Regions from separate parts of the Homo sapiens genome. Here region 2 is linked to region 1. A link is a loop called in an ENCODE intact Hi-C map of the cell type or tissue named here. Cell type or tissue: endothelial cell of umbilical vein. All regions are shown on one strand. Links, peaks and the distances in the headings refer to the core of each region. The heading gives the core; the rest is flanking DNA. Region 1 overlaps MAST4 (microtubule associated serine/threonine kinase family member 4). Region 2 overlaps MAST4 (microtubule associated serine/threonine kinase family member 4).

Region 1 (16,276 bases), core at 768-8,767:
AAATTAACTAAATCCTGGGCCTGTGGTTTATTGCTCTTCTTCTGACTCCAAGGTGAAAATGTTATTTTATTTTTTAATTAGCTAATTGTACCATGAACTCGGCAGGGGGCAGATGTTGATATTAAACCCAGGATCTGAATCTTAAACTCCCAGTAGGTGGGAGACTAATTTAAAGAGGGCAAGCACATCCTTTAAGGGTTAGGTTTTTGAAACCTGGTGTCCATTTTATGTAATTTATTTTCAAGTACAATAAATCTGTAACAATAGTCTGCTTGTAATGAACAAATAGGGCTATGAAATAATCAATGTATTTACACAGAAATTCCAGTAATACATCTTCATAGAAACAAGGAAGAGCCTGGAGGATTAAAGTCATTTAATAAATTGCATATGGAGTGAAAATAAAGGAACTGTAAACAGCTCACCACAAGTTTTTCTCCATGTGACTGATACCTTAAACTAACCTTAATTTTCAATGAACTAGTCACTTGGTATCCTATTGCTAAAAAAAAAAAAAAAAGTTTGTGATGGTTATTTGCGTATATATATACATATACGTATATACACATATATATGTATATACATATATATACACATATACACACATATATATATGTTAGTTTGGTGACACTGAGACTTTGTGGAAAGGTGCACATAGCTAGAACCAAGAGGGGAACCTTTGAGAAGAATTTAATTCCTCAGAAGCTGAACATGCCTGCTTCTTCACTATAGGGAGATCCTACCTGAAAATATTTTTCTTTCCCTATTCCCAGTCTTGCTACCTACCAGATCCTATGACACATCCAAGAAAGGTACAAACTCTAAACCTTTGAGCTTAGTCACTTAAGTACAGCTATTATCAGTTCAATCATGTAATACTTTATGCATTTTTGAAAAAGCAACCAGGGCTCTCATAAGTGGTATCACAGGGAACTGATGATCCTATATAACAGGTTTGTTCACATAGCTTTCTGTGTTCAGGAAAACATTAAATTATGTCACTCAACACTAAAGGCAAAATTTGTGACTTCATTTTCCCAAATTCTAAGTTCTAAGAATGCGTTTCTCTTTTTCTAAATGACAGCCTTCAGACTCTGGCACTGTCATTCCAGACTGAGATATCAGTCTCCTGGTATCACTCACCTCCTGGTTAATGCCATCAACATCAGCAAAATAACAAATTAGATCTGGGCAAGCCCCACAGGGCTCTAAACTGAATGGCTTATTTACATATGCAAATAGGGCTCTTCACTGCAAGGGGAGCTGGCTGAGGAAGAGGTGGATTCCTCACCATTAGTTTTGTGAAAAAGGAAGCACATTCTATTGCTCATGTGAACCCAACCAAAATCATTTTGCTGGGATAACTATCATTAATAAAAGAAGCAACTCTCAGTTATGTAAATAAACTCTTAGAGACTAACAAAAGAAGAGTTGACATGTGCATAATGAAGAAACTTAATGAGACATATTTCATCTCTATGCTAAATGCTTTCACCAAGCCTTCTCTTATTAAGTCATTTTAGAAATTATAAATATCCCTTAACACTACAGATCATACTTTTTAAATAAATTATTGTTCCCCTAACATTACAGATCTGATAGCTTAGTACTTTAGCTTAATTTGCATCATGTAAACATATTTACAAGAATGCTCTATGGAAAACAATGTATCAGGCGTGAAATAATGGGTGCCCAGTGAATTTAGTTGCTAACATCAGACGATTTATAAAAGCCTAATTCTTTAAATCAGGTATAAGTTATTGTATATCAAAAGGAGAGGCACAAGGAAAATTTAAAACTAAGTATATCTATAATTTTAGCATTAGTTCCATTAAAAAAAATCTGTCATTAGGCATTTCTAGCCTAGAAAACCAGAAAATCATATATCGGAGCATATATTTGAGGGCCTCCCAGCCTGCTTCTTAAAAGTCCATTCAAAAGAGTTTTAATTAGCTGGGCATAGTGGCTCACGCTTGTAACCCTAGCACTTTGGAAGGCTGAAGTTGGGGGATCCCTTCAACTCAGGAGTTTGAGACCAGCCTGGGCAATATGAGGAGACCTACTTAAAAAACAAACAAACAAACAAACAAACAAAAAAGCCTGCCGTGGTAGCCCACGCCTATGGTCCTGGCTACTCGAGAGGCTGAGGCAGGAGGATCACTTGGGCCCAGGAGTTCAAGGCTGCAGTGAGCCGTGATCACGCACCGCACTCCAGCCTGGATGATGGGGCGAGACCCGGGCTCAAAAGAAAAAACAAAAGCAACAACATAAAAAAGAGTTTTAATTCTGAAAAGAATCACATGCATTTTCAGAGAAGAATAAACTTATCTACTCACCTCTGAGATAGTTTATATCTCACCCCCAACCAAACCTCTTACTAAACACTACATTTAAATGTAACAAAGCCATTACAAATAGGCACTATTAAAGAGATCCCTGAACGTAAGTAAAGCCATACAGGATTATACAAAGTCAAAAATATTCCATGAAAATAAGTCAATTGATAGAATCTGTAAGACAGGGAGATTTAACCATTATCAAGCCTATCAAAATAGGGATCAGAAACCCAAATGAACATCAAAGAAATGTGCCGTTTAGAAGTAGAGCACATTTTCAATTATGACATCATAGGCTTCTAAAAACCCACAGAACTAATCACAATTTATGAAACTTCTATTATTAATAACCTTGTAAGGAGAAGAGATCATTTTCTCTCATCTCCAGAAAAGTCCAGTTAAACGCAGACTTTTCAAATTAGCTTGAGAAGTGAGTCACCAAAATGGGATCTCCCCATCGCTGAAATGCAGACCCTACGACGGCAGCTAACTTTTTTCACCCTAATGTTCATATTTTACATCATGAAATAATACTTGCCAATACTTTTCGCAGCAACTACCAGCAACGTACTCTATTTCCTGATTTTTTTTTTTTTTTTTTGAGATGGAGATTCACTCTGTCACCCAGGCTGGAGTGTGGTGGTGCGATCTAGGCTCACTGCAACCTCCACCCCCAGGGTTCAAGCGATTCTCCTGCCTCAGTCTCCCAAGTAGCTGGGATTACAGGCATGCACCACCACGCCCAGTTAATTTTCGTATTTTTGGTAAAGATGGGATTTCACCATGTTGGCCAGGCTGGTCTTGAACTCCTGACCTCAACTGATCCGCCCACCTCAGCCTCCCAAAGTGCTGGGATTACAGGCGTGAGCCACCGCACCTGGCCTATTTCCAGATTTTTCAAACAAATGCTGATCTTTACTTACTGAATTGATGATGTGACTTGTAATTAAAAACAGCCCTAAGAAAGTGGTTTTTAGACTGTGATGAGACAGGGCTAGGGAGCTCATTATAAATGCTTTAGGTTGTGTCCTAAACTTTCAGTCATTTATTAATTTTTTCCATATCCATGTAGCACAAGTACTATTACATATACTACATGTGATATTTTCTTAATAGTTTTATTTAAATAGATGACTTTTTAAAAAAACTTAAATACTTCCATTTTAATGATGGCCTATGTAATAACATCTTGAAAACATGTCTTTGTAATATGCATTTTTCCTTATACATATTTAAAAATATTAAATGCTAAATTAAAACTATTTGTGTACTGACTAGTGTAATCCTGCATGCAACCAGTGGTGCCCACCCTACCTCTGAAAAACCAATTCTAAAGCATGGCTCTCAGTGGAAATGAGTGGTCCAAGCTTTATAGTTTCAGAGGCAGCAGTGGTAGAGTGTGATGGTCACCATAGCTGGCATGTATGACTCTGTCACATCTCCTTGACATTTCCAACTATCTGAGATGTCAAACAGGGACTGCAAATTTCACACGTCCCTTGACAATTCTTGACTTTTGCCCACCAAATCCACCTTCCCCAGTGTTTGTCATCTCCAGCAAAGAACACCACCATCTACCCAGTGGCTCTAATGACTCAGGAGTCAACATTACTGTCTCACCCTTGATCTCAGTTTTTCTCTCCTGTTCTCTCTTTCATGGGCCAAACAACTAGCACTGCCCCATGTCTAATGCCTCGGCAAATCCTACCGGTTTTAACTTCATAATATATTACAAATTCAACCCTTTCTTACTTCCAGTGTCCTCAACCTCATCTAAGCCATCTGTGTCAGTTTGCTAAGGCTGCTGTAACACAGTATCATAAACTGGGTAGCTTCAACAACAGAAACTGTCTCACAGCTCTGGAGGCCAGAAGTCTAACATGAAGATGTTGGCAGGGTTGGTTCTTCTGCTGGCTGAGGGAAGGAACTGTTCCAAGCCTAATTTTGGCCTCTAGATGGCGGTCTTCTCCTTGTGTCTTCATCCCATCCGCAGTATTGGGGGTTAGGACTTCCATGTATTTTCGGGGGGGGACATAATTCAACCCATAACACCATCTGAGTCATCCAGACTTCAGCAATAGCCTCATATCTCTCTTCCGTTACTTTTGCTCTCTGTATTCTACCAAGGGAAGATGCCGTAATATGCAAAGATGCCCTCATAAGACAAACCATGTCACTTTCCTCCCATACCTCCCCTGCCCTTCCCTCTACTCTCTGGGTCCAGCCTGGCGGCCTGTCTGGATTCCTATGGCTCGCCCGCTCCCGGCTCTTACTTCACTGCAGCCACACTGGTCTTTGCGCTGTTCCCAAACCTCTCCCAGAATGTTCTCAACACAGGATCTCTGGGATTCCCTTCACTGGAAAACATTCCCTTAAGTATTTTGCAAAGAATGCCCATGCTTCATTCAGGAATGTTCAAATGTCCCCTCCTCTAAAAGAGGGATGCTCCCATCACTCCTTTTCCCCATCTTTACATTATAACATTTATTATTACTGGACATAATACTGTATATGTATGTTTGTCTTTCTGTAAGCTCCATAAAGCCAGGAACTTTGTCTCATTTGTTTTCTACCTGGCACTTAGTAGGTGTTCAATAAATATTTATTAAACCAATCAATGAAGTAAGTGTATATGTGTGTGTGGGATGCATAGTTACCCATCATCAGCTCAACCACACACAGTGTTTCAGTCAGGATTCCTGCAAAACACACATTGAACTCTCACACTGGGTGGCTTGAGAAGAATTTGATTAAGGGATTACTTACAAAGGAGTAGGGCTCTTTTTCCACCCCTAGGCCAGAAGAGGAAAGGGAGGAAGCTGCTTCCAGAACCTAAAAGAGAAGAGGTCACCTGACAGGTGCCCTTCTTTTTTCAGTAAAGCATTCAGCCATCCAGTGCTAAAGCCACCAGCAGGGAGCCAGGGAGCAATGATTTCGATCACATTCTCTATTCTCCCTCCTTCTTGTCTCCTGTCTCCTGCCAGGATCTCCCCATGGGGCTGAACCCAACCAGACACCAGAGGCCTGACGTGTGGCAGCTGAGGAGGTGGGAGAAGGAAAAAGGAAGAAGAAGAAAGGGTGCAGAGGGAAGAAAAGAAAGCATGAGAAATGGGGAGAGGAAAAGAAAAAGGGAAAGAGGTAGGGGTGGGAGGAGAGAGAGGGAAACAAGGAGGAGGGAGACATGGGGAAAGGTGCAAAGGGATCTGGAGGTCAGACCGAAGCCGGAAGGCACCTGCACAATCACTGGGCCAAAGGCAGCTGCAACCACAGTGACTCCTTTCCTTATTCCTTCTCTGCCCAGTCCCAGTTTTTTAAAGAGCAAGTGGTTTTCACCTTCAAAATTTTTCTGTTTTAGAAACAAACACTGTGGACGTGCCTATGTGTCTGATGGGACAAGAGGCAAACAATTTGAGCGGGGAAGCTGTACAGTAGTTTTTCTCCTCTGGCTCTCACTTCCCAGAAATGCTGAAGGGGTGAACTAGATATTATCTGTGAAGCCCACATATCTAATCACTGGGATTTTTCTTTTGTCAAGGTTTCACATTACTGTAATTTTTGTAGGTCTGCAGTCTCAACTCAAAAGAAAAACCTGGGATTGGATTCCTGATGCAATTCTTACTTTGAATTCAAATTTACTTCCCAACCCTGTTATACTTCAATTTACCTTTTAAAGTTATTCAACATTAGGAAAGTAGAAAAGCCATTCTGTACAGAATCCACTCAGATTCCATGGAGAAGGGAGTTCTCTGAGGGATAGCAGGAAGAGAAACTGACACAATTCTCCTCCTGGCCACAAACTGGTGGTACATACAGGGCCAGGTCACTCAGCCTTCCTGGACATCAGCTTCCGAATCTGTAATTAGGCATGGAGATTTGAAGTCTGAAATTCCAAGACCCTGCCTGAAAGCTAGTTCAATTTGACAAAGATCAAAAATATCCAAGACACTCTGTTTTATAGACGAGTAAATTCAATTATTGGGCTCATGTCATAGTTCAAATTTCTGGTAGCCTTCATAATATGTGTGTTTTGGAAATCATGGCATTGACAAACTATTTAGAAAACATTTACCTTGACTGCTGTTCATAGAGAAATGTGTGGGTCTTAGACTATATTATATCCATCGGTCAATGATCGTTTGTTAGAGCATTTTAAAACATTACATATCGATTCAAATTAATGAATTTTATGTCAAATACCAGTTAACATATTTTACCATAGACAATAAGTTTATGGCTGTAATTACTGACTGAAGCTCCAAAAACACAGCACAATTATACTGCAGCACATATGTCAGCCCACTTATGTCCCTTCAGTTTAGAAAAAAATCTAATGATATCACATGGCACACATTTTTTAATGAGTGAAATTACAAGATACCTAAATTAAGAGAACCAATTTTCCACTGGGAAATTTGGCGGGGAAATCTAAAGGTAAACCAATTTTCTGAAGGCAGAATAAAATTTTCAACATAGCTCTAAGTTGTACCCAAAGCAAATTATTGCCAACTAGTAATATGGCTCTGATAATTAGACTTGATTGGTGTTTAAATTAAGCAGGGGATGTGCTACACTCCTCAAACCTGTTTTGACTTGTTTCATTTGTGCTAGCAGGCATGAACAGAATGGCCAGGGTCGCAGGAAAGGAGAAGCAGCCTGGCTTTGCGGATTGGGGTAGGATAGCATTTATCTGAACTCTCTCTCATCTGGCAGTTTCTTACCACACAGGTTCCTATGTGAAACAGATGAAGAGCCCACATACACACCAATCATCATTACAACACTGAACACCTAATAGAACAGTGTTAATCTATAACACAACAATAATCACATCTTCTACCGGGGTGTAATCACTATAAATTCTAGGGTGGGGTATATGGATAAAAGGTCATCTTATCCCTCCCTCTTATTAATAAAAGCCCTGAGGCTCAGAAGACATGAACTCTGCATATTTCAAACAAATGCAAACGAAATCATCCTCATTCATGTTTAGGTCACACTGCCATAATGTCATTCTGTACTCTTTAACACCTACTTTTACCAGGAGAATGTAAAACACAGCATTTTGGCTCCCCACAGTGGTTCCACTGCTAGGCTTTGCCCTGTGGGGCTCACATAGCATGTGTGGAAGGCACTCTCTATCATAGTGAAAAAGGTCTAAATGACCCACAGATGTTTGTATTCTGGCTCTACATGCCTAGCAGAGCCTCAGCTTCCCCATCTGTAAAATGGGGATAATAACAGCTACCTCCATAGGGCTGTCAGATATGCCTATGCCATATTCAGCACATCCGTGGCATGAGTAAACACTTCATAAATGTTGGTTATTAGTGGCACAAAGAAGGCTCTCAGCACCTGCTGATTTGTATCACCTTTAACACTGACCCAATTCACTTCCAGTTACAAACTCCTCATAATTGATTTCACAGGGATTTTAAGCATTTTTTACATTTTTGAATGAAAGCACTAGAGCCCAGATAGGGGCTTCAGGTCCCCATGAGCTCCAGACTTTGTGGGACCACTGATACCTCGGATCCCCCATCTTCACCGAAATAAATCACATGTAGCAGAAGGATGTAATAGGTGCCTCCAGTTACTGTGACCCAATTATAAGGCAAATCCTGAGCAAACCTCTTTGAAAATAACTGAGCAGTAACTCCAGACTAGGAGCAGATGGCCCCATAGCTGGCCTTCCGAGCACCAGACTCAGGTGCTGCATTTTGTTGCCCACCAGCCAGGGATCCCAACTCCATCATGAAAGTGCTTCCGCCATGCACAGCGCCTTTCCCATGCTGTCAGCATACTTCCACTCTGATTGTCCCAGGCGCCTAGTGGCATGCAAAGTAGGAAGGAAGCATGCTAAACAATCAATGAACAAACTTGGTTTGTTTGTTTTTTTTTTTTTTTTGGTTTTGTTTTTTTAAGTTCGCGGCTGGGAAGAGGTGGGAGGGAAGTGCTGAGGCATGGGGAATAGAATAAGGGCAGATGACAGAAAGATAGAAGCACAGGAAGTGTTTGGAAGGAAAAACAAGAAAGGCTGCTGACGAAAAATACTCCAGAAAAAAAAAACGAAAAAGGTGATCTTTGCCAAGAAAAATGTGCTAATCTTATGCAGCTGAAAGATAGTTAAAGAAACATTGTAAGATTTCTGTCTTCAACTCCTTAATTCTTAATCCTGAAGCATTCCCAAAGGAATAAGGAGTATTCCATGACCTATAGCTATAAGCACCACTTCTCATAATTGTGAACCTCTGTTATGGGCAAAAATAAAATGCCAGGATAGCATTTTTTATTGCCTCAATAAAATTGCAAGGCAATAATTTGCTCTCTAAAAGAGCAGATACCCTTGTGGATCTGTGATTTTTTAAATAGTTAGCAGTTACATATAGCAGTTCCTATGTGTTACACTCTGTTGTGTATTACATGTATCAACTACTGTAATGTTTATAACAGCCCCAGGAAATGCTATTTTTATGCCCATTTTACAGATGAGAAAATAAAGGTATAAAAGGTTTAAAAATGTGTCTGAGGTCACAGAGCTGATAAGTGGAGCTGGAATTCAAATCTAATTTGGCCAGGGTCTGTGCTCCTCACTACCACCCCAAAGAGCCTCTCCTTAGTCATAACTGATTAATAAAATATATCAAATCATTTATTTAAGGTGGCACTGAGTTATCAGTTTGACTTTTTAAGTTCAGTGACCTCAAGTATGCTGAGATGTTTTGGGGACTTCCAAGTAACTACTTAAACCAAAGTCTATTGCTCTATTAAAAGTTCAATTCTAAAAGAGCCATAAACAATATGACCTACAGTCTCAGGCATGCCTGCCTAACTTTTAGGATGATGGGCCCTTAGGCAGCACGGCACTCTCTTCTGCCATCACTGCTATCACACACTCTGAGGATGTGAGATGCTCATGGACCGTGCTGTCTTCATTAAGTTATTCTTCCTCTTGTATTTAAATCACTCATCTCATGTGATATTGCACTCAATGACAAGCCTTCACCCAGCTTCCTCAAAACCAGAACATTTAATTCATTCCTCAGTATCACTGCTTTCTAATTACCTTTGAATTTGATAAAAAATAGGTGGTAAAATACAGATGCCCCTTAATCTGTTACACAGTCTAAAGATGTCAATGAATTGACAGTCCTGGGGGTTTATGGGAAAGGTAACAGGTTTAAGGTAATGGGGAGGCAAGAAAGGACAGGGGTGGTAGGATTGGAGAGAGAACCAAGGGTCAATGAAGACACTGACCTGTGTCTTAAATTAAAATACCAACACCAACAAAAACTCCAGTATTTTAATACTTACATGTAGTATAGTATTAAGGAATGTCTAAATACCAAAAAGGTAGAATGGTAATTACCAACAGAGAGGACAGAATAAGAAATCTTAATGTATGTCTAACAGATCACAGAAAGGAAGATTAGAGACAAGAAAAAGAGGCAGTATTTAATTCTCATGCTGCACAACAAAATAAGAAGCGTTATATTGCTGTGATTTATCAAGATACTAAAAGTCCTCACTAATGCAATAGAAGAAAAATTAAGAAGCAAATAACTAGAAAGCTATTCTATTTGCAGTTGATAGAATGTCTCTACTAAAACATCATGAGATTCTATTAATATACATATTATTTTTGATTAAAAGAGCTCAGAGATTTTAGATACAAGATCAATATACAAAAATAAATAGTATTTATATATACTAGTAATAACCAACTAGAAAACACTGAAGGAAAAATGATATAATTCACAATAGCAATAAAAATCATAAGGTATCTAGAGATACATCTATCAAAGGATGAACAACATCTATATAGTGAAAAGTGTAAAACAGCTTAATAGGCACAAATGAATACAGAATTAACAGAAACATATACCATATACATAGAAGGAAAGGCTCAAATACTCCCCAAATTAATTTCAAGAGCCACTGTAATTCTAACCAAAATTATAAGTAGATATGTTTTGGTGAAATTAAACAATTTTAAAAATTTACTTAAAAGCATAAATAGCCAAAAATATCTAAATCAATTCTAAATAAAAGAAGAACAAAAATAAGAGACGTGCCCTACAAAAGTCAAGATTGATTACAAAACTGCAGTTGTTAAATCATGTGGGATTCACTCATGAATAAATAGACTGGGGCAAGTAGAGAACTGAAAAACAGACCCTAACACCAATGTGAATGTAGTATAAACTGGAGGTGGTGAAACAAACAAGAAAAAAAGACACACTAAGTAAATGATACACCACAGATTCACTCTCTGCCTGGAAAAATAAATTTGATCCATACCTCACACCATACTCAAAAATCAGATGAATTAAAAGCAATGTCAAAACACAACTTTAAAATTTTAGAAAAAAAAAGCTGGGTGTGGTAGCTCACACCTGTAATCCCAGCACTCTGGGAGGCTGAGGCGGGAGGATCACTTGAGCCCAGGAGTTTGAGACCAGCCTGGCCAACCATCTTTAGTAGAGATGGTAAAATCTGTCTCTACTAAGAGTACAAAATACAAAAGTATTTACAATATGTAAAAAATATAAAAATTAGCCAGGCGTGGTGGCATGCACCTGCAGTCCCAGCTACTTAGGAGGCTGAAGTAGAAGAATCAGTTGAACCCAGGAGGAGGAGGTTGCAGTGAGCTGAGACTGCACCACTGCACTCCAGCCTGGGTGAGACAGTGAGACTCCATCTCAAAAAAATAAAAAAATGAAAAAATAAATTTAGAAAAAAAGATATTTTATGACCTATAAATAGGAAAATATTTCTTAAATAGGTAGAGAAAGTAAAATTCATAAAAAAGGACTGAAAAATTGAACTGCATTAAAATTCGGTCCTCTACTTGACAAACGACACCATAAGTAAATTTTAAAGAAAACAGCAGACTGAAATAAGATATTTCTAATATCTAAAACAGATACATTAATAGCAAAAGGGAAATAATAAAATTAGTGGACAAAATATATGACCCAACAACTTAGAATAGATGAAACCCAAAATGACCACTAAACATATAAAAAGATACACAACCTCTTTGGTGTAATTTAGTAAAAACTAAAGTAAAACAACAAAGTCATCACTTCACACCCATCAGAATAGTGCAAATCAAAAAGTCTCAAAATGTTGGTATAAAAGAAAACAGATCTGCTGGTAGAAGTGTACAATGATTCAGAACTCTGACAAGTTTACTGCAATATCCATTAAGGTTAAAAATGTGTATACTATAGAACCCAGCAATTCTGCTTCTTGGCATAGATCCTACAATCATACTCACCTACAGACAGCAAGCAATCCACACATGGATGTCCACTGAAGTATCGTTTGTAACAGTGAAAACAAAAACCCAAACTAGACACACCTAACATGTTTATTGTTAGGGGAAAGGATAAACTGTGGTATATTCATGAGATGAAATAGTAACCAGCACTTAAAATGAATGAACTAAACCTGTATGAATCAATGTAGATATCTAAAAATCTATTCTGAGTGGGGAAAAAAAGTTCCAAAACGTACATGACAGAATAAAAACACAAACTAGAAATGTGCATATCAAATCTATGACAGTGTTTGCTTCTGGGAGGGAGGGCAGAGAAGGGAACAAAAGACTGAGGAGGGGTTTTCGGTCCTGTTACATTTCCTTTATGTTTTAAGTTTTCTTCTTTTTATAATATCCAATTGCTTTTATAAAGAGTACTCTCTGAAGAAAAATGACAAAATGTAAACTTTAATTTTAGATGTCAGATAGAGAGGTGTTTGTTATATCATTCTCTATGTTATTCAGCATTTCACAACCTTTTCAAATTATTTTAAAGACTGCATTTAACAGCTGGACATATAGCCATATCACCATAATTCTTGTCCAGGTCAATATTTAAAACAAGAGGACAGTCTAATTTAATAAAAAGCACAATCCAAAGATCTTCCTACAGTAATATGGGCATAAGGGCTGTCTTTGTGCAAATGCACAGTATTTGACTCAAAATCAGATATAAGCAAAATCAGATTTAAAATCAGGAAGGCAATCAGTCAGTATGTGTCTTCCTGATAAAGGCAACACACAGGAACTTCTAATCTTTTCCTCCAGACAGCACTGACATTGACTGGCACATGTGAGGGCAATTAATAACTCTTCAAAACTGAGACCAATATCTCACTTTTCTTTCTGTTCAAGTGGAAACAGTAAATAAATCAACTTAAAACTTCCAGTAACTACTATACAAAAGGATTTCTCCATTTAAGTTCCAGGTGAAAGCTAACCATGTCTCTGATCTCCCACATTTTCCCATCCAAACCATCAAGGTCCTACCTGGGATCAGGCCTTAGTGCTCTGTCTGCAAGTGCAGCTGACACCTACACCACACAATCGGGAGTCAGGGAGGCCTGCATCGCACCCTGCAGGTTCTCCCTGCACCCTTTGACATCAGCCTTAGCCACAGTGGGGACTCAGTGCAAGCTCAGACTAACCTCATGCAAAGAGTGTCCTATCTCTCTCTCTTTTGTTTTGGTTTTTGAAACAGGGCCTTGCTCTGTCACCCAGGCTGGAGTGCAGTGGTGCAATCATGGCTCACTGCAGCCTCAGACTCCTGAGCTCAAGCAGTCCTCCCACCTGAGCCTCCTAAGTGGGACCACAGGCGCACACCACCACACCTGGCTAATTTTTAATATTTTTTTCTAGAGATAGGGTCTTGCTATGTTGCCCAGACTGGTCTCAAACTCCTGGGATCAAGTGATCCTCCCAACTCAGCCTCCCAAAGTGCTGGGATTACAGGCATGAGCCACCAGGCCTGGCCAAGTATCCCATCTCAAACAGACACACTTTTCTTCTTCTGCCCCAGGCATTCTCCAAAACCATGTAAGCCTACTAAGGCCCAGAAGTGAAACAAAGTCCATTCCCCTGGGAGAACAACCATCAACCAATGAGCACAGGAGCTGGTGGTGCATACATGTTCTGGTTTCCAATAAGAGTCCTTCAGGTAGCCAATTCCAGAGTGTTTCTTTCAGTGTGTCTCAGGAGGTGTCAGTCAAATGACATTCCCGTTGCCCATCACAGCACCCTTACACTGGCATTGCTTCCTTATCTCTCCTCCCTCATTCCTGCTTCTTGACAACATCCCGAAGCTACTTGCCTTCAAATTCTCATCTCCAGCTCTGTTCTCAAGAGAACACAAATGAAGCGAGCAAACACCACCTAGTCCAGCTCTAAATGTATTTTTCTTAATCGTGGATTCTACTTGCATTGGGCCATTCTTCCATTGCTATAAAGAAGTATCTAAGACTGGGTAATTTATAAAGAAAAGAGGTTGGTGCTGGCATCTGCTCAGCTTCTGGGGAAGCCTCAGGGAGCTTTTAATCATAGCGGAAGGTGAAGGAGGAGCAGGAGTCTCACATGGCAATAGCGGGAGCAAGAGAGAGGCAGGTGGGGAAGATGCCACACACTTTTAACCATCAGATCCCACAAAAGCTCACTCATCACCAAGGGGATGGCTCTAGGCCATTCATGAGGGATCCCACCCCACAATCCAACATCTCCCACCAGGGCCCACCTCCAACGCTGGGGATTACATTTCAACGTGAGATTTGGTAGGGCCACAGATCCAAACCATAGTACTACTACTTTCTAAATACTTGAGTGTCAAACAGCATGTGAACACAGACACAAAAATAAACAGGATGAAGTCTCTGTTGTCAAGGAACTCACAAATCTAGCAAGGCAGAATTCGCACACACTTGTCATAAAATGTGACAATGGGTAATGTCAAGGCGGGTACAAAATATACCAGAGCACTGAGGAAAGGGTGACTGCTTCTGCTTGTGGAGATGCTCCCAGCTCACATCTTTTTCCTCTTCTAACTGATAGGGCAGCATTTACAATGGTTTCCAATCATCCTTGGCTCCTGGCCTTCATACCTTTTTTTAGTCTGTCCTTGAGTATGGGATTTAGTGGTTCACTTCTAAGGACTAGAATACAACGGAAGTGAGGAGGTGTCACTTCCCAGATTAGGTTACAAGACTGTAACTTCTCCTTCCAAGAAGAAGGAGGGACTGCCCTCTCTTGCCCTCTCCCATGCTCCGTCTGATGGAAGTGAGTTGTCATGCTATGAGCCGTCCTATGAGCAGAAGAACATGACAAGGATCTAAGTGGGCTTGGAAAGCAGGTGGTGCCCCAGTCCAGCCTTGAAGTAGCTGCAGCCCCAGCCGATACCTTGATATTAGCCTTGTAACAGACCTGGTGCCAGATCACCCAGCTAAGCTGCATCTGGATTCCTGATTCACAAAAACTATGACATGGTAAATATTTGTTGTTTGAAGCAGATATGTTTTGGAGTCATTGGTCACAACTCCATAGATAACCAGTATACACACTAATCATGATATTAAATCACCAAAATATGGATAAATAGTCTAGGCAAAGAGTGTCTGATACCTGATTCTTGTTCTTTCACATACTCATTCAATAAGCATCTACTGTGTGCTAGGCAGTATAGGCACAAAGCTTAACTTTTAAAAATGACACCAGCCGGGGGCAGTGGTTTACACCTGCAATCCTGCTACTGGGGAGGTTAAGACCAGCCTGGGCAATATGAGGAGACACCATCTTTTATAAAAATAATAAATAAATAAATAAAAATGTCAGTCCCTGCCTTTGTGGAAAAAGCAAATTTGCAAAATTTGTAGCAAATCTATTTATGCAACTTCCCTAACTTATTTTAAACTATGATTTGTTATAAATGTTTAATTTCTACTGACCCTTTAAGTAATTTATTAAATATATAATTAAAATAGCTTTGCTAAATTAAATGCACTTTATGTTTGATGCAAGATACTTAAAGGTTTATTCAATCTGTTTAAAACATAAGTTATATATTTAGAAAAGAATTCTGATTTCCTTTTCCACAAAAAATCCTTGCAGGAATTAGGTCTTTTCCTTCCATTCATTCAAAAAACTATTCCCACAGGCAGAAAACCCATGAAGCAGTGAATTGAAAAACTTTATGTCCAAACATTCTGTAATATTTTCCAAATCAACTATTTTGAAGTCTACATTCTCCTCTTTCTGATGAGACTTAGTAACTTCTGCACAAACTCAGAATAAACATGTAAGCATTACTGAACAAGATTACTTAGGTGAGACTTCCATCTTCTGTGATATAACTTTTCCCTCTCACCATATACTAACAAGAAGGGACAAACCCATAAAAACAGGAGGGTTCTTTCTCACTTATTCATGAAACACTTCTTTAATACTATTTATTTTTAAAAATACCATCAGCTTTTCCACAGAATCCTAAGCATCCTACATAAAGAAATATGATCATTTAGAATAAATAGAAAACAAAGATATGGGGAAATGATTTTTCAGTGACCTACACACAGACACACACACGGGACCTATTAAACCTATGACTAGACCAGTTACACTTACTCCGGGTAGATTAAATTATCACACTGGTTATGCAGGCTTTTCGAACATGCCTCTATTTTCTTCCCATTAATAGAATCCACTTTAACTAACATGACTTGAACAAAAGTTCACTTTCATTAGAAGCAATAACTTGACTCTACCAGTCATGGCACAAGGCCATGAACTAAGGAATAGAAACCAGAATATATGGGAGGAAAATCACAAAGGGACTTGATTTATTAACCACCCTCCTCTTAAGACTCACTCTGGGCTTTGACCAGGGTGTACCATCCACTATGACACTGTTGAGAAGAGTATGTCATTTCTGTTTTCCACTTTCAAACAGGATCCTACAGTCTTCCTCCTCAGCTCATCATATTTTCTGCATCCCTCTTTCTTCACGCACCAAAGGGAATATAATGAGAATTCTATTTAGGGAGGGAAGATAGTTTACATTTCATTAGGATATCCTTTGAAGATTACTGACAACTATCTCTGTAACTTACTTAAACCCACTGACACAATGGAGCTC
Region 2 (16,276 bases), core at 3,712-11,711, 49 kb after region 1:
GAGCATATCATAAGTTGTCAATGGTCAGAACACCAGAAAGAACATTCTGAATCCCCAATTCTCTGAGCCATGTGCCTATAAGAGAGAAACGCAGCAGGGCCCCAGCTACTTTAGAGGGGAAACTAGAGATACCCCCCTGGGCAGGAGGGGTGGAGGAAGAGGGCTGGTCAGAAACAGGCTTCTTTCTACTTTCCTCTTAAATGTCTCTGGGCCTCCACTCTGAGTTTGAACAACTCTTCATCCTTCTGACTTCAAAATTATACAGTCCTAAATATAACACATTTATTTACAATCAAGTGGATTCCACAAAACCAAGAGCACCCTTTCCATTGCCATGCCAGGCATAATACACATCCCTGCTAACTTGCGGGGGTTCTGGCAGCTCTTCATTTTCTAGTCTGATGCTTTTTCTGGAACTTACCATTGAAGGCAACTCCTTAATTCTCTTTCCTTTTAGGTGAAATGACTCAGGGCAAGGCTGCTCACTCTGTTCTGAGCAGTTCTGGGAAGAAAGGAGGAAAAACCCCAACTCTGACATCTGCCTTGATTTCCTGGAAGCCATGCCTCCCCAGTGTACTTAGAAGTACCAGGTGCTGAGAGCCAGTCCCCATGCAGGCTTTGCCAAAGAGAAACTCGGCAGGCCGGGCAAGTCCCTGAACTTCCTTGAGCTCTGGTTTCTCATTTGTAAAATGAAAATATTATGGGCTTATCATCAGGAAGCTGGGGAAGTGAAGAAGAGGCAACCTTCTGGGAAATTGAGAAACTGGTCTCACTGCCCTCAAGGTAAGGGCAGCCCATGCCCCTCACTGGGGACACCTGGTCCCTCCCTACTGAACCCACAGTCCTGTCTCCCAACCCTCCCCATCTTCCTCCAGGCCATTACCATCTCACCAAGCATCTGCTTCACACAGCTGCTCAGCTACCTTCCTGGCTTCAAGGATCCTGCCCTGAACATGCTCAAGGCTGAGGAGGGCACCGAGGTTTCCCAGCAGCCCCTCCTCAACACCCAAGTCAGACAGCAAAGCTCAGAAACCAGTGATGAGCTGAGCCTCACATGCCTAAAACACACACTACAGCATTAATGTTCACTCTGAGAACAGGTTAAATCCTTAACTGAGGTTGACATGAATCTTTATTACCATATAAAATTAATGCCATAATATTACAATACTACCGCCTGCTGTTATTAATGGCTACTCTTTAGGAATATTTACTATTCATTAAAGTAACATACAAATGAACCAGATATTAATTACCAGTGTCATCAAAACTCAAAAGTAAAATGACACCTGGAAACAGGTTCCACAATATTTAAAGTACCAGGAGATATTACACTCAGGAACAAATACCAAAACCACAGATTTTCTTTCCCTATATTTTAAAATAGTCATTTGAAATTTTAAAATAAAGTTCTAACCTCTAAAGTTAACAAAGGTAAAGAAACAGCAGACATGTACTGTATATGTCTTTTTCTCACCAAATAAAACAGACTTTAAACCTGTCAGAAAGACTAAAACAAGCGGCAGTCTGCCTTCCAGGGAAAGTAGGAATTTTTCCCACTCCAAATAAAAGAGAGGGTCTAACACCTTCCCACTGATAATACACCAAAGTCTGAATTTATCCAGAGTAGCATTTTCTAAAACACATTTCATTTAGCAAAAATTGCAGGTGGGATCAGTAGCAAGCATATGCCTATGAAATATGCCGCATCCCATGTTTCCTGTGTTCAGTTTTCCTTCCCACTTGCAATCCTGAAGACTTCTTAAATGTATGCGATTGGTGATTTCTACAACGTAACATGCATGATTTTGCTTAAGGCTTTTCACAAGAAAGCTATATTGCCTTGACGTTTGCATCATCTTTTTTTTTCTCTTATTATTTCTGGCATATTAGCCATCAAATCACTACTGACAATATGACAGGAATCATGGTATTGAAAAAATTACATCCTAGGAGGAAATAATAAAATATAAATCACATACATAATTTTCTTTTGAACATTTTAACAATGACACCCTTATATACATATGAAATATAGCAGACTATCCTCATAAATGCCCTAACATCAATCACAGCAGGAAAATATTCTCTACTTTGCAAACACACGAATCCAACAAAATATAGCATTTCTAATAAAACTGGGTAATAGAACTTCATTTTTTTCATATGAGAGTGTTTATGAAGATCTGACAATTGGAAATAGCTCCAATATATATTTTTTCAATTATGTCCCTTCATGTCTAAATGATGCACAGCTAACGCTGGGACCATGAACTAATATTTAGCAAAGTCCCATATGTCATATTAATACATAGATTAAGAAGAGAATAGATGAGTGAAGTGATGTTGGCAGTATTGTCATTGTATGATACCTATCAATTGAAAAGCTTTAGAAACTCATATGTTAACATGTATATTTACTGAAGATAATACTACTGGCATCATCTAAGTATTTTATGAGCTTCTGAAACACAGATTCCTACAATTATCCCTAAAGTGAAAAGATATACCTAGAGATAAAAGATCAAGGAAAATTATTATTTTTTTAATTTTGTACTCTATATTCCAAGTATAGCTACTACATCAGAGATTAGAAAAGCACATTCAGGCTATACATGTATTTAAAAATCCCATAGTGGCTGAGTGCAGTGATGCACACCTATAATCCCAGCACTTTGAGGGGCTGAGGCAGGTGGATTGCTTTAGCCCAGGAGTTCGAGACAGGCCTGGGCAACATAGTTTGTAATGTTTAAGAAGTTTGAAACCCCATCTCTACAAAAAAAAAAAAAAAATTAAAAGAAAAAACCCCACAAAAATTAGCTGGGTATGGTGCTGTGTGCCTGTAGTCCCAGCTACTTGGGAGGCTGAGGTGGGAGGATCAATTGAGCCTGGGAGATCTAAGCAGCAGTGAGCTGAGATTGCACCAGTGCACTCCAGCCTTGGGGACAGAGTGAGACCCTGTTGGAAAAAAAAAAAAAAAATCCCACAGTGAGGAGAAGCTAAGTTCTAGGTTAAATGCACTGTTGCCTAGCCAAACTTCCCCCCCAAAAAAACAAAAAATGTAAACACAAAATGGAAAAAACTCTGGAAAATTTTCTAAGGAGAAAAACCAAGCTGGTCACCCTGGAATTTAAAATATGATTGACCAAAGACATACATGTTAACTAAAATTAGTATGGAATCCCTCATGTGAATTAATCAAGCATTCTTTCTTACACCTGTGTCTTTATATTGACAGGCATTACAACACAGATCTGAAGCGCCTGTGCAAGCTGACTATTTTAAACCCTAAGTTTAAGATCATGTCTTCAGCCTTAGTCTACCTAGAGGCATTACGTTAAATGAATTCTGAGATTTTGACCACAAGCTTCACTCTGATCTTGTTTGCATTACACACACATAGCCAAGCACTTCTGGTGACTTTCACCAATATTGAGCAGCCAAATAGGTTTGAGAGGTATATATAAATTATTTTTTTTAAATAGCTAAGTTTCTTTCAGGTAGCAATGCAGAAGGCTAGATGTTCCCCCATGAATCTTGCTCGTCATTCCACCAGTCCCTGCATTTGGTTTGACTTCCTATCATCCTGCACTAACATGTCATCCACTTCAGACACAAATAGAAATGAGGCTGCCACCTGCCAACTAGTTAACAGTTAACAGTTGAAAGAGAAGTGCTCCCTGAGACTCTATCACATCACACGGTAAGCAATGTGTGTTCCCCTTCTCTATGACATTAACTCCGTCTTCTAGCATCCCTTAACTCTTTTTAACACAAAACGGGCTCCAGATTCTATCTCATTAATCCTCATCAGTTTCTTGAGAAGTAGAAAGAAAAGAGACCGGTCCAATTTACCAATGAGGAAAGTGAGACAATGAGGTTCCAAGAAGAGCCCAAGGTCATGAAAATAGTAAAAAAGGCAGAGCTAACAAGAGAATTCAGGCTTTGTATGCCAGAACGAAGGGCCCAGGTGGCCGCCATGTTCCTGAACACCTCCCCTTTTTCCTGCACTTTCCTCATCCTTCTCATCACCACTGCAGCAGCAATCCAAGGGCAAGCGCTGCCCTGCAGAACTTTCAGATAGACACACAAACAAATAAAAAACCAAATGTGCACGTACCCACACATACATATGCATATAGTGGGAGAAACAGAAGCATTAAGTGAAGATCAGACCAAGGAGATATACATAGGAAGAAGTCACATTAAGTATCACCTGAGGACACAGTATTTGTATTTATCTAGTTGAGCAAGAGGATGTGGAAATTACAATGTTTAAACTACAAGGGCACAGACCATAGTGAAATCTGTTCTGTTTTTTTTTTTATTTTTAGTGGCAAAATTTCTCTTTATACTACAAAACCACAGAGTCAAGCATCAATACTCAAAATACCATGTGATTCTTGGGGTCAAGGTATACATTGAGTCCATGGCTCTTCCCTAAGACTCTGATGAGCAGCTGCTCTCTCTTTTGCCTTTCTCCGTCTCTTAGTTCAAGAAAAGCAAACGTATGCCTAGTTTTCTTAATAACATTTTAAAATTATAAAAGTAATAGATGTCTATGGTAGAACATCTGGAAGATACAAGAACACCCTAAAGTCATATCTAATTTAAATGAGCAATGATTTATAACCAAAATGTACATGCACTCTTATGTATACAGGACCTGGAAACTACTATTAAATGTTGTCTTTAAAATAGCTCTTAAAGTAAAATTTAAGGATGGCTTTCTTTTACCAAAATCCATTTACAGCACTCTTCCAAAAAATGACAGTAGACGTTTAAGAAGTTTGATCCTTCTGGAAGTTGATTTAACTTCTTGGATTTATTTTCTCTCTAGCTTATATAAGAATTTAATAGGGGCTCTAGCACATTATCCTTAAAAATCAAGACAATCTATCTCAAGTTTTATACACTGATATAAAGTCCCTCTGTTCTGTTTGAAATCCCCAGCTCATTCATTTATATTCATTAATCTTAATGATATCATTAATGCACAATGTGTTTCACAGAAACTAATTGTATTTTGCCAGAATCAAACATTCACAATTATGCCTCCCATTATCACCTAATAAAATAAAATAAAATTTAAAAATTCTCAGGCACGACAATGAATATTTTGGTATATTAACTGATTTGCATTTTTAATGCTATAATAAATTGACCAGATTATCATCAATTAGATAAATTAATATTCTTTAAGTAAGGCAATGGGGAATTATTTTGTTAGAAATTGACAGCACTTTACTCTCACTTCCTTGAGCTTTATTGAACATAGGCTTAGCCCTCTTTGTCCCCTTATCTAAAGCTGGCTTTTGTGACTCAAGCTAATACCACACAACAGAACATATTCTTCTTTAATTTTATATACTTATCATTGCTTTAAGCAATGACAGGAGATTAGGGAGTCAATGGTTTTTCAAGTAAAGGAGAACTATCTACCTGGGCAATAAAAATGCCCTGAGTCAGAAGTACATGAATCGATTTGTTTAAATCATTGTATTACTATTTTGTTTTATCCCCTTGATTCAAAAGCCAATCACTAAATATCTACTATGAATCAGGCATTATGATGGATGTTAAGAATAGACAGAGGAAAAAGGCTCAGTCCCACCAGAATGCAGTCATGGGGTCGCAAGACACATGGATAAACAAATAAAATACAAGGAGATAAGTGGAGACCCAGGACAAGATACTCCAGGTGCTGGTGGGGCAGAAGCACCGAGGAAGGGAATAACTCAGAAGGGTGGGTAGAGGGTAAGGGTAGGTTTGAGAGACGAGGTGAACAGAGTCCAAAACAGTAGTTCTCAAATTTATCTGCACATTAGAATCACTGGAGGGTCTTTTATAAATTTCAAAAAAACTAAGGCCACAAACAGGCCAATTAAATCACAATCTCTGGAAGTAAGTAGTTTCTGAAGTCACCCCAGGTGATCCCAAAGTGCAGACAAGTTTAGAAATCCCAAGTCTAATGGAAGCAGAAATTCTAAGTGGGGTAGAGGATGGATGGGGAGCTGGGGGAAGAATGCCAAGCCCAGAGAGCCGCATGTGCAAAGGCAAACATGGGTAATGGAGCTGAAAATGCAGTGTGATGGCAGCCGGGGTACAGTGGGCCTGGCTCCTAAAGGCAGCCATTCTCTCCAACCTCAAACCATCCTGGACTTTGATACCTGTACAGATCTACAAAACCAGACCCCACAAATTCTGTCCCTTTCTCTTTCCAGGTTCGCAGAGTATAATTTCCTTCTGCTTACTACACTCTTACATAAAACAGCTCAAATACCTAAAAGACTTTCCTACTATGTTCCTGTAATATTTATCATAAATGATTATAAAACTTGAGGAAAGGTGAGGGGATGAGAGAGGTGATTGATTAGAAACAGAGGGAAAGGAAGCACTGATTCCTGTGGCCGTGAACAGGGGTGCCCAGTCTTTTGGCTTCCCTAAGCCACATCGGAAGAAGAATTGTCTTGGACCACACAAAAAATACATGAACACTAACAATAGCTGATGAGCTTAAAAAAAAAAGAATCACAAAAAAAAATCTCATAATGTTTCAAGAAAGTTTACAAATTTGTGTTAGGCTGCATTCAAAGCTGTCCTGGGCTGCGGGTTAGACAAGCATGCCATAAGATAATATTTTTAATCTCTTTTCACCAAAGACTAGCATTTGCATGGAATGGCAGGGCACTTTTCCTCAATCTTCCTCTAAAATTGAAGTTCAGTGAACTGGATAAGTCCTGTCTATCCTGGCTTTACTGAAGACATTACATGACTCAATTATTAAAAGCTAACAGGTTCCTCCTCCTTTTCCTCCTTGAGGTTTCTCTAATGCCACCTGAACCCTGGTGATGATTCCATACTTTACCTGACAACCCTGAAAACCTGTCACCACTCTCCTCTGGGACAGCAGGTAAGGACGTTTGTGAGGAGCCTGTTAATTGTACACTTCAACTGTCCTCTAAAGAAAACTGGATTCAAAAGGATGTATGTATCCTGTTTTACCTACAGACAAACCTAATAAATTAAATCTGATTCTTATTTGTAAAGCAATACCCTAAGCCATCATAAATAATACCAGTTTCTTTAGGGGGAAAAATAAAATAAAATCTGAATGCTTTACCAGAAAGAAGAATTTTTTAAAAACGTTATTTGTCTTCTGAAATACAAGGAAAGCAGTCTCCCCTTACACTCCAGGGATAAGTTCCAGGATGCCTGGTGAATGCCCGAAACCACAGATAGTACCAAGCCCCATATATACTGTTTTTTTTCTATTAAAATATATACATACGTATGATAAAGTTTATAAATTAGGTACAGTAAGAGATTAACAAGAATAAAATAGCACAATTATAACTATGCTGTAATAAAAGTCATGTGAATGTAATCTGTCAAAATACTGTACTGTATTCACCCATTTAAACCACAGAAAGTCAAGCCTCAGATAAGGGGGGAATATGTTACTAATTTTACTGCTCAGTTTTCAGAAGGGATACTTGGATTAAGAAATAGAAATGTCGCTTCCTTTATATGCTTCTAAAGAAGTATTTTTAAACATTTTGGTATAAAAATCATAACTAATATGTGCTCAGCATGGAGTTATTCATTTAGCTATGTTTAGTTGTGCATGCAATAAGAATTACTGATAATGCATTCTAGCAACATGAAGTCTATTCCTTCAAATGTAAGTTATACCTAACATGTTCCACTAATTTTTTAAAAAGTTACTGGTAGGAATCCCTCTAGCTCAAGTATGCACCATTTTCAGAACATAATTCAAATATATAAACCTAGGATGTCTAAACATCTTCCATACGTTATTTTATATACTCAGAATGCTAGCAAGATTAACAGCATTCTCTTACTTGCAGCAGTGATCTGCAGCCCAACTTTTGTGGGGAAAAAAAAAATCTCTAGGATGCATCATAAAGCTTTTTAATTTCAACAAGTCTATTAGCATTTAAAAAGTTCTTCCTGGCAATTTTGTTACAATGAGAGAATTAGAATGTTTTCTTCCCCCAGTTGACTTAGCAAATCACCTTGCACGTAGGGCATACCTTTATCTCACATGCTTGACAGATACATCTTTTTAAAAATCCCCAGTATTTTTACCTCCATCCCTTGCAAAGGAGATTTGCTGATGTGCCACCTAGTGGACAAACTACCACCTTCATCAGTGCATTTCACCTTGTCTCTGGAGATGAAGATCAGAAGAAATATATTTCAGAGGATCATCTAATGAGAAATGCGGAGCCTGTCCCATCAAAGGTGCTCTAGAAGGTGATGCTCTGAATGAGCCAGAAGGGACTGCTGGCCTCTTTTACATATCTGTGGCTGCTCCTCATACTTGATTAGGCGCAAGGGAGGTAGCCAAAGGTAAAAAAAGCCCCACAACAGGAAAATGCTTGCCCGAGGCCATAATGAAAGTGATCACCTCCCTCCCACGTTGATGACCCAGCATCCAAGAGCTCCCTAGCACTGAGGAGGCACAGTGAGCAATTCTTTATTTTTCCAAATGTTTGAAGTACATGTTGATCATAAACAGGTTATTCTGATTTCATAATTTGTTACTAGGCCAGGTAACATCACAAAACTGAAAAATATCTCCTTCCCTAAGGTCCCAGGGGAGAGAGAAGGAACAGAACAGCACTGTCTGCTCCTGAGAAGTGGCCCCTGGAGGCCCATCCTCCTCTTAACCCACACAGGTCCCCCGGATCAGGTCCCCCGGATCAGGTGAAGCAGAAAGTGTTCAACTCCTCTCTCCTGACTTTCCAGAGATGACAGACAAGTAGGATAATTAAAGACCTTATCACACTATCTCATGTTCCCAGTAACCTTCCAACAAAACAATTCTGAAAGCAATGTAAGAGTGCAGCATGCAATTCTTATTTTGTCTCCCCATCAAACTACTAGATTTGCATCTAACATTCCTTCTTTCACAACTAACTACTACTTCCCATGGACTCATTTTTCTGTTTCAAGCTGTCAGAAATAAAAATTCCAGGTTCAGAGTTAAACCACCTATTTCTTCTCATTAGGTGAAATATCTACTCAATGCCATGTAATTAGCAGTTTTATAAAACTGACACTTAAGTACCAATCTTCTGCTTTTCCCATTTGGATAATTTATAAGTAAAAATACATGGCAATGTTGCAAGACTCAGAGATATTCTGTTCAGAAGCTGCACCTGGAGGAAATTCTCCTGCATCTGCCTTTCCTAAGGGAGCAGAGATGGCCGAAAAGTACAAGAAAGGCAACTGAACAGCTGGAATCTCTTTCTGGTTCTTCCACTACACTCTTGTATGACTGTGGAAAACTCAGTTAATAAACTGTTTCCTTTCATTTGTCTTAGTTTCCTTGAAGGAGGGAAAAATACACTTGTCTGGTTTTACTCTCCAATATTTTAGTTTAAAATTTTTCAAACCTCCAGTAAAGTTGGAAGAATAAACATGCTTATACCCAGAATCAGCAAATGTGAACATTCCTCTATAATTGCGATACATATTTTGTGAAAATGCATCCCAAACACAATTTTTTCAATTTAATAGAAAAGTCTTGAGATGAAAAGCTCCCCACAAAGTGATAAAAAGTTAATAACTATATATTGAGCAAGATTTCCTAAGAATATTTTTTGTCAGGAATTAGATTTCCTCAAAGCTCTTGGAATGCAACAGCATTCTCATTAACACTTTCCAGGAAATGCTTCCATAAGAATGGTCAGTCTTAGCTGAATCCTAGAAACATTCCACTTCGGAGCTGGAAACCATGTGTTTCAAATGCTCCATTTTAATGATGCGCAAACTGAGCCCCAGTGATGCTGCTTCTTATCAGCACTAACTTTTTATTTCCCATAAATAATACACTTCTAAACTGCAAGAGAGGTGGTGACTTCAGAAGGAAAAGGAGAGAATAGGGAAGATGTGAACGGAAGGGAGCAGGAGCAGGTAACAACACATTGTCAAGAGCACCAGCTCCCAAAACCCACTGACAGCGCCCCGCAGCACACAGCATTACTACGTACCAAGGGCAATGCAGAAGAGCTGTCCATCTAAGCAAACCACAGCCTTTTACTACCAAATGTGCAAAATCCACACATTCACCCTCAGCCCTACAACTCCCTAATTCAACCGTCTGACCCACTTCACACGATGCAAGCATTTCTATTTTTCCGCTTTGTAGATTACGCTATTAATGTTTCTTCTGATTATTTCCTCAACACAGGTTCTATCGGAGCCAAGATTTGACCATGGCAATGAAGCTGTACCCGTGTGGCTCTGCAAGATAACCCACCTCTCTAAGTGAACATAGGCAGGGGCTCTCCTGAGGACAGACGATAAGTGTTCTGTTTCCTGGGCCATGTTTCAAGGTTTTGTGTTAGCGATGGGATTTCCTCTGTTATTTTGGTCTTCTACTCAAGAAATACAAAGGCTTTTTGTTCATAAAACTATCTAAGGCCATTTTCACAATCCCTAAATCGATAAAAATAATTCAGCAGCAGAATATTAATTTTCAGTAATATATCTTCTATTGATTGTTTCCTTGGCATACTTCCTGGTCTGGTGTGGCTCAGCGGTCAGCTCTGTACCCAATGGCTGTGTGGTAATGAGACTTATCGATAGCCTTCTAATGCATAAGATTTCACCATTATCCAACTAGCCCGCGCCAGCCTTGCATCATGTTGTTTGCGGTTCTCTCCCTCCCGACCCAAACACAGCCCTAGACCATGGCTAAGAAGCAGTTTACAGCCATCAACTGCTTCATTTGTAAAATTAGGGCACTCACGTACTCCCCTGTAAAATACTTGGAGATGTTTTGATAAATTACAGCCTAGGTACACAATTCCAGTATTGATTCCTAAAGTCACCAGGTTCTCTACCCACCCCTACTGCATTTGCAACTATCTTTTAAATATCTTTTCTCTTTTCTGAGGAAAGCATCCAAAAACCTGACAGGTACCATTATTTAGAGTGTGCAATGCCTTCATCGTTTGAGAGTAACAGGTCAAACTCATTTTCATTGCCCATTTGCTCCCTTTACATGTGAGTGCACTAGGACCCAACAGATGGCTAAATCAAGATGTTCACCAGATTAGACTTTCTTGACATGACTGACTACTAAAAAGCTTAAGATAACAGATGTTAACCTACCCAGAATGTATTATATGTTCTATCAAGACATCAGAAATACTCCGAGGCTTTCCCCAGCTCGGAAATGCATCCAATTTATTTGAATAAAAACAAAGAAAAGTGGCAAAGAAGGGGGCTGGGTAGAGAGACCAAGAACCTATTTCCCAACCTTTCCTGGATCATTTTCTCAGTTAAAGTTCTAACGTGTTTAGATGAGTCTGTCCTTTAGGTATTTTTTTCATGAATATAGGCTGCTTTTTATTTTTCCCTCCTACCCAAAAATGGTGTCATTAAAAACAAAAAGCAGAGTGCTGTTGCAGAGTAATATATTACCTTCACTAATTTGCAAACAATCAAGCTACATGTGGCCATAAGCCGTTTATTCCTGGCCACAGCCAGCCTAGGATTCCTCAGCAGCAGAGCTGAGAGGCAGCAGAGCGTTACTGACATCTCTCTCTGCAGTGCTCAGAGGCCAACTGTGAGGGAGCCCAGGTGGCCGCACAGGAGAGGCCAACATGAGCCACTTCTGCCTGGCAGATCCTCCAAGTCTCTGCCCGGTTCCTGTGCGTGCCTGGCCCTGCTCTATTCCCGAAAGCCATTGCCTGAAAAGCCCCTAGTGATGTTTTTCCTGCAAACAGTCCCCACTTAGAAGAATAGAGGGAAAGGATGTGGTCATTCTGCAAAGTGATAGCAGCATTATCATAACTTCTGCTTTCACAGGGAAGTCCTCTGGAGACTCAGCAGACACTTTCCCATCTCACTTTGCTACCTCCCCTCTCTGCTCAAGTTCAGCCACAAGTATGGATCAAAATCTCTACATATGGCCAATACCCTATGACAGTCAGTAAAGCCTATGATGGTGCAGGGAAGGCAGAAAGAATTGCAGAGAGGAGTGGGTAGCAGCCCTTCCAGAACTGTTGTCAGTAGGCCCAATGCTGGCTACACTGGAGAAGAAGGCAGGCAGCCCAGACACACCACTTCTCAGGGCAACAGATGCTTTGGTGGCACTCCTATTCATGCTTTTGGCCATATTAACTGGCTACTTACTTGTTCATCTGAGGACACAGCTAGAATAAATTTCCCAGCCTTCCTTGCAGTAGGTGTGGTCACCAGACTGAGTTCCAGACAATGGAATATGGGTAGATGTGTGCCACTCTTCAAGATCTGGCCCATGAACACTTCCCATGCACTCCTTCTCCCATATCCCAATCAGGGTGTCAACACCCAGGGGGACCTTGGAAGTGACATAAAGATAGCAGAACGTCTATCAGCCTGAGTGACCGCGTGGGACGGAGCATGGGCCTGCAAAAATGGCCCGTAGGTAAGGAAGAAACTAACTCTTTATGTTAAGCCAGTGAGAACTTCAAGGGTATTTGTTACACCATCCATCATTTAATACAACACAACACACTCTAAGGCATCCTGACTAAACACCAGGAGAAGACTTACCTCACCAACTACGAATCCCCTTACACCTAAAAGTAATGGTGTGCCAAGCATTCTCACACCGGACGTCACAGAACTCACAGGCTTTAAAACTGTTGAGAGTCCACCCCCCAGGGACTGGTCAGACAATTTATACAATGGTGTATCTGTGCAATGACATACTCTGCCACTATTAAAAAGGACACAGGAAAGTTGTAAGTACTACCATAAGAGATCTTCAGAATAAGTTCAAAAGCAAGTCTCAAACTGTGTATACCCCATCTCTACTAAAAATACAAAAATTACCTGGGTGTGGTGGTGCGTGCCTGTAATCCCAGCTACTCGGGAAGCTGAGGCAGGACAATCACTTGAACCAGGGAGTTGGAGGTTGCAGTGAGTCGATATTGCACCACTGCACTCCAGCCTGGCGACAGAGCAAGACTCTGTCTCAGAAAACAAACAAAAAGTCATATATTTTAATTGTACGTAGTTTTTTTCTGGAACAAGAAACAAATAGCAATAATTATTCACAGGGAGAAGAGAGAGATAAAGGAATCATTTTTTTATTTTATACCTTTCTGTATTCTTGGGATTTTCTAATATTGTATACATATCACTTCTTATAAAAATGTCAATGGAATAACAACCCTGTGGGCTACCTTTTCCTTTCTCATATATCCCTGTATTTAAAAAGCTACTGTGAAAATGCAAATCAGCAGCGATGAAGGAAGGAACACGACAACAGGATGACTGAACCTCTTCCTCCCAGGAAGATTATCCCCCAAATGAGGACACTACAAGTTGTTGTTGATCAACTGCCAATCACAACTATACAGTTCTGAATTTGTAATGGTGACATGGGTGACCATTAAGGCTCCTCTAGTTGATTAGAAAAGTGACATGTGGCAAGAACATTTCTAATTAGTGATCACTGTAGAAATGCCTTAAGGAACAGCTCCACTTAAGTTTTCTCCCAGATGAATTCATACGCCTTTCCCTCTGAGTCCAAAGCCAACTGTCTGAACACCACATTTTGGTGGCTGAGGGGAAGTTCTGTTTCAAACTATGTAGAGAAAGGCATCAAGAAAGAAAAATGTAGAATGCAGGAGATGTATACCTGCTGACAGGCAGCCACAGTGTAATCAACAGTTAGGAATGATCCCTCTGATCCAAGGAGAAATTCTAGGTCTCATTTTTTAAGTACCCTCAGAAAAGAAATACCTCTTCAGCTCCCAGTGAAGTGCTATACAAAAATGCTTCTTACAATTCAGAGTCTGGCTCATCTCTATTGCGTGGGTTTAATTTCCACGAAGGCAGGGAAAAGGCTGGTCTGGGACACATGCACCGCCTCCAGTAGAACACAGGTGCCTCCTGAGCTGCTCCAGATTTTGTTTAAATCACCTGAACACGATTCCACCAGAACACAGAAGGTAAGGCAGAGAAAATGTGTGTTTAAATATTCTGAGATAAATGTCTGGGCTACGGGATCAGGCACTACCAAATGCAGGGCAAAAGGATGCTGTGAACGCAAGTGATGTTTCTGAAGCACTCTCTTGTGCCCTGGCCCTGATCTGGCAATGGGAGAGGACACAGAGACACGACACTGGCTGGGCTTCAAGGAGTCCAAAGTTTCATGGGAGAACAGGTAGGTTAACAAAAAGTATAATTAGCCTAAAATTCGCACACAATACTACTTTTAAAAACAGAACATTCTTCTTGCTTGATTTGACCTCTGCATTATCTTTAAATATAAAGTATTCTGAACCAAAAAAAAACCTAATTTAGTTAATAGGGGCTATTTGACATGAATGTTAAACTGAGTTGTTTAGAAAACCAGAACAGAGCTTCGCAAGCCAGAGGGGCTGCCCAGCCTGCACAGGGCATGCCTACAAGAATGGGACCTGCCATTTAACACTTCACCTCCTTCATGAGACAGCAGCACTATCCACGAGTCCCCCTGAGCAGTCCTGTAAAAAACTACCTAACAACCTCAGGCTGCGGTGTAAAGCAATGCTCTTCCCACAAAATTCCGCTGGACTGAACACGACAGAATGATTAGATTCATGTCTCCCACTTGGCGAGCTGAAGACTGTGACACGGAAGCTGGGAAAAGAGTGCATTGGACATTCCACCTCAAGACTGTCTGCAGAGTTTCAAACACATGTAGTAATAGAAGAAAGGGCAAGGAAAAACATGTGCAGTGAAGACCAGGGTGGCACAGTAAACATTATCCTTGGAGTGAGTCAACTGTTCTTTTCCATCATAGCCTCAAGGCAGAGGGAGGTGGATGCTGCCATCTAGAGATATCCAGGAATATCGGCTTTGATATCAATGCAGCCAACACAAAAGCACTGATGGGAGTGGAAGTGGAAGACGGCACAGTCTTAGGGAAGCAGCTGCCTGAGGGACCCATTCTTTCTGGAACCAGGTCCTCATCCAGTTTAGGGAGAGGGCGAGGAGGAAATGCCCAACAGACAGGATGCCTTTAGCCCTACGGTTCCCATGAGTATGAGAATGCAAATTCCTCTATGCAGGGAAAGTGGGGCACAGAGAATTAGAGGAATGAGTGGGAAGAGATCAAATGTGGGAACAGTTAATGGATACACATAAAAATAGAAAGAATGAATAAGACCTACTATATGAAAGCACAACAGGGTGACTACAGTCCGTAATAATTTAATTGTACATTTTTTTTTTTTTTTGAGACGGAGTCTCGCTCTGTCGCCCAGGCCGGACTGCGGACTGCAGTGGCGCAATCTCAGCTCACTGCAAGCTCCGCTTCCCGGGTTCACGCCATTCTCCTGCCTCAGCCTCCCGAGTAGCTGGGACTAAAGGCGCCCGCCACCGCGCCCGGCTAATTTTTTGTATTTTTAGTAGAGACGGGGTTTCACCTTGTTAGCCAGGATGGTCTCGATCTCCTGACCTCATGATCCACCCGCCTCGGCCTCCCAAAGTGCTGGGATTACAGGCGTGAGCCACCGCACCCGGCCAATTGTACATTTTTAAGTAACTAAAAGAGTGTAATTGGATTTTTAACATGAAGGATAAATGCTTGAGGGGATGGATACTCTTTCTCCATGATGTGATTATTACACATTGCATGTCTGTATCAAAACATCTCATGTACCCATGACTATATGCACCTATTATGTACCCACAAAAATTAAAAGCTTTTTAAAAATTTAATGTAGATAAGAGTGATGTGAGACATGGTACCCAGGACAAAGGGTTAGTACCTGCTACCACATTGAAGCCCTCAGAGTTCCACTGCCAGATTATGAACCACAGGAAAGGAAAATGGGGTTAGAGAGAAAGCCAAAGGAAGAAATTAGAATCACACAGGCAAGAAAACCAAGGAGATATGAAATTGAGCCCAAGACTGGCATCTTGGGGAAAACAGGAGATGTAATAAAAAAGTACACATTTTCTATCACATGTTACTAGGATGCACAAAAAGAAAATGTATGCTTAAAGATGTTAAGAATGGTTGTATATTATGCATGATTTTTCTCCAGTTTAAGAACATTTTTAAAAATTGTCTAGGAATTTTTCAACTTATGATAGAAAATATTCAATAAAGAATGCAGAAGTTATCTAATCCTACATTTCCCAACTGATCAAGTGGGTCTATGATCCTGAGAGAGGAAGCTAAATTAAGTTCTACCTGATCAACAACATGATTTTATTTGCCCTGGTGTAGGATTCCCAGTCTTTCCCTCTTAAT

Evidence for each region. Hi-C counts contacts between places; a loop is a spot of excess contacts. Peaks named below come from ENCODE experiments on the same cell type or tissue, not always from the same donor. Only the 100,000 strongest peaks of a DNase experiment are listed, where the experiment ranks them.
Region 2: it touches region 1 in a loop (16-fold over the local background); 52 of 110 quality-filtered maps call a loop at or near these places.

The regions. Positions count from the first base shown.
Region 1 is chr5:66,852,736-66,869,011 of GRCh38, reverse strand. The region is part of intron 3 of MAST4 (microtubule associated serine/threonine kinase family member 4); the gene reads right to left. Among named protein-coding and RNA genes, the nearest start is that of MAST4-AS1, 140 kb to the left of the region's middle. RefSeq lists a silencer at 8,077-8,371. In endothelial cell of umbilical vein, for the core only: a CTCF peak has its summit at 4,259 (motif pointing right); DNase peaks (open chromatin) are centred at 4,401 and 8,281; H3K27ac peaks cover 1,700 bases.
Region 2 is chr5:66,806,481-66,822,756 of GRCh38, reverse strand. The region is part of intron 3 of MAST4 (microtubule associated serine/threonine kinase family member 4); the gene reads right to left. Among named protein-coding and RNA genes, the nearest start is that of MAST4-AS1, 190 kb to the left of the region's middle. In endothelial cell of umbilical vein, for the core only: a CTCF peak has its summit at 8,156 (motif pointing left); a DNase peak (open chromatin) is centred at 8,146; H3K27me3 peaks cover 183 bases.